Linked DNA regions of Homo sapiens: region 1 is linked to region 2. A link is a contact called in ENCODE Hi-C or POLR2A ChIA-PET data. All regions are on one chromosome and are shown on one strand. The core of a region is the stretch at or near the end of the contact, and the rest is flanking DNA. Distances in the headings are between cores, read along the strand shown. Region 1 overlaps PDZRN3 (PDZ domain containing ring finger 3). Region 2 overlaps PDZRN3 (PDZ domain containing ring finger 3).

What was found. A loop is a pair of places that touch in the nucleus more often than their neighbours do. ChIA-PET counts read pairs that join two places held with the same protein, here RNA polymerase II (POLR2A). Pooled maps may share reads with other maps.
Region 1: a map of IMR-90 shows a loop between it and region 2 (3-fold over the local background). The contact joins two enhancer-like sites. A Hi-C loop is called at or near these places in 10 of 168 maps with a recorded cell type or tissue (IMR-90, chondrocyte, esophagus muscularis mucosa and 3 more) and 4 of 50 pooled maps. POLR2A ChIA-PET finds 5 or more read pairs at or near these places in 1 of 52 experiments (activated T-cell).

The regions. Positions count from the first base shown.
Region 1 is chr3:73,600,330-73,603,645 of GRCh38, forward strand. It overlaps PDZRN3 (PDZ domain containing ring finger 3), which reads right to left. Exons shown (of 10, transcript NM_015009.3): 3 at 2,025-2,132. Among named protein-coding and RNA genes, the nearest start is that of PDZRN3-AS1, 22 kb to the right of the region's middle. Within about 2 kb of position 2,033, at least 4 of the 41 ENCODE cell types and tissues checked have a DNase peak (open chromatin) inside an H3K27ac peak, as active enhancers do.
Region 2 is chr3:73,507,222-73,510,334 of GRCh38, forward strand. The region is part of intron 3 of PDZRN3 (PDZ domain containing ring finger 3); the gene reads right to left. Among named protein-coding and RNA genes, the nearest start is that of PDZRN3-AS1, 110 kb to the right of the region's middle. Within about 2 kb of position 1,337, at least 4 of the 41 ENCODE cell types and tissues checked have a DNase peak (open chromatin) inside an H3K27ac peak, as active enhancers do.

The sequences.
Region 1 (3,316 bases), core at 783-3,282, 94 kb after region 2:
CACACACACTCTCTCTCTCTCTCTCTCTCTCTCTCTCAAAATAATCACATTTATGCCTCCTGGTAATAAACTCAGACGCAGATGAGGTAAACCAGAGAACATATTTTCAGTCATGGGAATCACTGTATCATGTCAAAAGAGATTAGAATTTGACTGCAAAAGGCACAGTGTTGTCAATTGCAATTATACATATATCGTTTCTCTATTGTGGTCATCCTTCTTTCCATCTCAACACTACATGATTAATATTTTACATACTGTCCAAAATAGGAATGTGACTTACCAGAAACCGTACTCAACATTTCAAATACAGATCATCCTTTGCCAAGAGAAAATCCTGCCCAGCTGTAGATTTCTCATTTGCAAAACACAAGAGCAATGAAATTCCATTACTTAGAGAAACTGGCTGTTCCACCAAACCCTTGGCAACGGAAGCTGTACTTATCTTTTTGAACAATAGTCTCAGAAAATGTATTCACTCTCAAAAAAGACAGTAAGTAACGCATTTGAGCTCTTAAGAAAGCACTCTTGCCCAAGCAAATTCCTGTTAGGGAAAATCCAGTCTCCTGACCTGGGAAGTACAAAGACTGACTCTAAACCATGCAGCAAAAAAAGCTCCAAGTTTAAGAACCCTTCAAACATTCAAAGGGGATGCAACAATATTAATAATGTCCTTAAAACAAAATCAAGTATCATTTTAGCATGTAAGTTAGCACATCACACTCCCTCCGAGGAGGGAGCCTTACACCCTAACTAGTTCAGTTTGCTTTCCCTGTGAGATTTAACTGTGTATTTTCCTGAGGATTACAAATTATCCTGAAGCATACTGCACGTTGCAGAATGTGTCCAGATGAGACTGGAAATGCAAGACTTTGTTCTCTGTCTTGCTGAGGCTCCTTTCCCCAGGAGAAGCCTGTGGCCACATTCCAGTGAGTGATGTGAACTTCACTTATGGCTTAGCTCGTGGTCCTAGCTCCCACTCAGTCCTAAATTTTGAAATAGGCCATGAAAATACTCAGGAAATACAGACATGATAAAAATGCATGTGGAAAACAAACACCCACTGGTATCGGTGCTGTTTTTCTGGTTTCTTCTATTTGCACTATATTACGGCTGTGGCCCATGGGTGAATTTCTTGTGGGGTCTGGCATATCATCGTGGATTCTCAAATTTACTTTTTGCCTAATAGGAAAGCCAATCAATTTAGCCCATATGTGTATCCATCCAAAGAGCTATGAAAATGGTCAAAACACCAGTAAAAAATTACTCATTTATATCAAACTTTGCAACAAGAGCCCATATGAGAAGGCAACAAATCATTCTCTCCCTTTTAGTGACTCAGAGCATCCTAGAACACTGCAACCCTGTTACAAAGTGTTGTCTGGTGGGGCTGAGAGATCCACTTCCCCTACATGAGTCTACAAACCTGCTGTATAAAAGTTTGAAATGATGAATGACGAACTGAAAATGGAGTAAGTGATGATATGTGAACCCTAATATCAACCTCTGCCTGCAAATCCCTGGGCAATCAGGTTGTACAACTAACAACAGGCAAAGACGACAAACTAACAGAGAGAACAATGCATTTGTAGAAATAAGTGTGTGCTGTGTGAGCTCTGAGGACATTAGAATGACTCCAAAGCTGACACAATTGTACCCTGGTAATCAATATGAACAGGGTGCACAATTTGTACAACAGGGTTCGTTCATCTGGTTCTAACATCCAACTCTTCAACGGTTTTCGCGCGAAACTGTAACTGATGCATACGAAACAGATTGAGGTCCACATGAAAAAAGCCAAATTGTGAACATTCCACTCATAATCTGGCTTTTCTACATTTAACAAAAATTTAACACCAAGGCAATCAACACTCAATCTGGTCCCACACAATGGGAAAAGTGAGACTCCCGCTCAACCATCTACCACTTTAGGCCTCCCTCCCCAGTCAAACATCTTGCTTTGAGCTAGACGAAGATGGGATGGCATTCAGCCTATTCAAAGACACTGGCCAGTATTCACATACCTCAATAATCCTGTCATGAATTTGCAGGCCTCCTTCCTTGGCTGCAGGCCCACTGTCAACTATCTTGGATACAAAGATTCCTTCACTGGATGATCCATCGTGGTTATCCTTTGGGTTAAAAAAAAAAACATGCATGAATGCTAGGCATTAAGTTGAGCATGAAAGTAAAGCTTGCACTCTTAAAACAGTAATTGACTCTTGCTGTGTCAAGAGTGGCAATAGGGTAAAAGGTATTTGTTTCTCCTAATTTCTGTTTTAAACTAAAATACACACACAGTAAAATATTTCAAACCACACCAAAGGACATAAAATGATGCATCCCTGCCATCTCCAACCCATTGTCCTTCTTCCCCCGCCTATGGTAGCTATTTGACTTTATGCATCCTTTTGAAAACATTTTAACACATCATATTCCTAAATATGCATTTGTTCCTTTTTGCATACAAATGTGATTATGCTAGTCTGACTCTTATGTCCTTGCCTCTCTCATTTAACTCTAAAAATCATGAAGATCTTCTGCTACCAATTCGTGTCTGCCTTACTTCTTAAAGTGACTGAACAGTATCCAACATGAGGCTAATAAACACTGTTTTCATTTGCTGTGATTAAACAATGCTGTGATAATACTCTCCTACTTGTATTTTAAATTATCTTTGCTATTATAGTTCTAGGGCAAATCCCTAACAATGGAACTGTTGGGTAAAAGGATATGTACATTTCAAAGATATTGCCAAATGGCTTTTCAGAGAGTTTATACTTATTGTTCATTAGACAGAGTGTTTTCCCACATCCTCATTTGCACAGAATGTTATTAAACTTGTAAATATCTAATAATTTGACTGTGAAAACAGATATTTTGTTTTTGTTCCGATGCACTACCATCACTCTAGTCCTAATAAATTCTGATCTCTGACCTCCTTGAATCTCTTTAGATCTTTGAATTAAATGTCAGAACTAAAACTTTCTGGGAACGAAGACAGCTCACTGTTCAAACTCCTTCCTTTCCTTAAAATCAAAAGGCTCCAACAAGCTCATAAAAAACCCTCACAGCTTGTTCACGAACTTCTTTTCAAACAGCACTGCAATGAATTCTCTCCAAGTGTACGGATTAAATTTCTAGTGATTAACAGATGGATTTATAAATTAAATGGCACAAGCATGTGATATTTCCAAACAAAATCATTTGAAATGTAAGCTCAGAATGTTCCACAAAAACTCCAAAATCTAGTCATGGTAAATTCCTTGCCGTATGTCATTAGAAGATTTATTTCAATAACAATTACTCTGAATAC
Region 2 (3,113 bases), core at 87-2,586:
GCAATGGTGAGATCTCAGTTCACAGCAACCTCTGCTTCCCGAGTTCAAGTGATTCTCCTCCCTCAGCCTCCCGAGTAGCTGGGATTACAGGCACCTGCCACCATATGCCTGGATAATTTTTGTATTTTTAGTAGAGATGGGGTTTCACCATGTTGGCCAGGCTGGTCTCAACTCCTGACCTCAGGTGATCCGCCCGCCTTGGCCTCCCAAAGTGCTGGGATTACAGGCGTGAGCCACCGTGCCCGGCCATTTCATTCTCATTTTCTACCACCCCCTCATGAAGCACACGTAAGGCATAGGTATTTTTCTGTATTGTGAGATGACAGGTTACTTCTCACTCTGAGCTTTCCAGTGCTTTTAGAAATGAAACTGTATCACTTCTGTAACTTGGAGAAGTTATGGAGTTTGACAATGTCAGGTCTAATTAGAATCAGCCATATGAGAAATCACTACTGGCAGCTGAACACTTGGCAAAGAAAAGATGTATTTAAATGAAGCCTTAGTGGAGATCTAAAACTGCATACTAAAGGAACTCTCAGGTATTGGCAATTGTAAGTCAGACTCGCTAACAAAAATTCTGAGATGCAGCTGGCCGGGCGCAGTGGCTCACGCCTGTAATCCCAGCACTTTGGGAGGACGAGGTGGGCGATCATTTGAGGCCAGGAGTTCCAGACCAGCCTGGCCAACATGGTAAAACCCCGTTTCTACTAAAAATACAAAAATTAGCCAGGCATGGTGGCACGTGCCTGTAAACCCAGCTACTTGGGAGGCTGAGGCACATGAGAATGGCTTGAACTCAGGAGGTGAAGGTTGCAATGAGCCGAGATTGTGCCATTGCACTCCAGCCTGGGTGACTGAGACGGTCTCAAAAAAAAAAGAGATGCAGCTATTACCAGCCCTGTTCCCACTCTTCACAATAGGCTTGGCTATCGACTAGAAATGTACTTCAAAAAACCTCTCTTCCCCGGCACATGCTGGACACCCTTGCTGAGCAGCAGCCACCACCATACAACCCCTCCCATAGTGTTGCCTTGAACAAGGAGCAAGGCCTCAGCAAAGTAATTTTCAAGGAAGACCTCCCTCCACCTTTGGTCCTCAGAGCTTCGTGCATAAACTCAGTCCTGCACTGTTCTTCAGAAATCTGGAAACAGCAGTGAAGACATAAAGGAAAACCCTGGGAGTGAAAGAAGAAAAGTCAACCGAAGTTTCTCCTTGCAGAATTCTGTCATCGTGATGGCCAATTTCACCTTGGAGCAATGCAACAGATGATGGTGCCTCCAACTGGGACCTGCCGTGCAGCTCCTCGGGCAGGAGACTATCAGTGACTTAAGGGACCACTAGGGGGCGATTTAGGAGTGAACAGTTTTCTATCCTTAAGAAAGATAAGCCAGGAAGCCTTAATTTCCAACCTTAAGTCACTGGAGGGTATTAGCTCCCAGGTAAATCCTGTTTTTAATTTTAACTATAAATGTAAACAGGGTCTTTCATTTTAACTTCTCCAGAAATGTAAACGTGGAGAACTTTCTGAAAGAGATATGTGAAAAGGCAGGGTATGGCACACAAAATTGATACATTGGAAAATAAATATTTTTTCTCTCCCCTGTCCACTTCCCTAGCCATAACCAAGGCCCTCTCATACAAAAACCAAAAAAGAAAAATAAACCTCTGGCAACAGAGCCCCTAGTGTCCCTTTGAGGTTCTATTTATATATTATGCCTATGGTTTATCCAGACAGGCCTAAAACGTCTCTGCAGCAGCAAAGACAATTTCCCCCACCCAGGCTCTCAGCATTTATCTGTAAGCCTCACGTGGCAATTAGTTACTTACTGTGTAGTGAGGGCTCTGGTGTTGGTGTTTAACTCTCCTAAGCTGCCTTAAATCCTTTGTGGAAGGAGGCAAGATATAAATAGTAGTTTTTAAAACACACAGGCTTACTCTGTTATTTCCATTTCTTATGTGTTTTGACTTTTCCTTTTTTACTTTCCAAGCCCCCCGTGAGGAAGTGACTTTGCCCTCATAATCACATTGGAAACCAGCCATCTGGAGATGGGATGGTCTCAGGGCAACACGCTCACTAAGCATCTACCATGCAACAGGCACAGGAAAGGGCGGACCCAGGAGGACGCAGACCCATGCGGTCTCAGCCCTTTAGGTGCAGAAATTGGACCTCTGTCTGTTTGTCCTGTAATTTCTCCAACATGTGGGCACTAGGCTGATCATTTCATCTCCCCTGGCTCAGTTTCCTCTTCTATAAAAACAAGGTCATTGAAAGAGATGGTGGCTCATGTCCCTTCTGGATCTCCCAGTGCTATGGCTCAAAGGGGCGTTCCCTCAGTACTCAACTAACGTACTGACAAACTAGGCTTTCAGTCTTGGAGGGCAAGAAGTATCTCTCACCTGAGATCCTGCAGGAAAGTCACAGCAAAATTTAATTTTAAATTGGAGATTCAGGCTTTTAGGCCTTTCCAAGGAAAACAGCCTCTTCTCTTACTGCCTAAGCAACTCCTAGCAGTAACTTTCAACTCTGATTGAATAATCAATTCTTGCCCAAAGACGCCTGAGTAAATACCAAACAGACAACTTCCTGCCTTGAATCCTGGCACGGGCGGGCGGCTCTTCTCTGTGACTTCCCTGAAAACCCACTGCAAATGTTTCCACCTGGGGAAATCAGGGGCTGAGGCCTCCAGCCACCCTTTCCTTGAAAGCAATCGTTGCAAATGTTTTGAAAACAACGGATTATCTTTAAAGAAGCAGTAACAACAGAAAGCCATTTGTTTCTTCTACCATGACTGATTCATCTGTCGTACACTGGAGGTTGGGGGTGGAGGAGGAGAGGCCCTCAAACAAATGTTTCCTATCAGTGGCAAGTATTTTGATAATCAGGAAAATACCAAATAGATTTGCAACCAGCTTGGTAAACTACTTAGCTTGAGGATTCAACAGGATCCCTACTGCACGCTTTCTGCCTCCTGTAGCTAACTCTGTCCATTTTTGTGTCACGTAATTCTTCAGCCAGAACTCAAGCACGACCGTAATAAATATAGTTCATGGGTATGTAAAACTAGTGCTCCTTATGTACAACCTTTTACGTCTGGTCTTGCCTGGAAACTGGT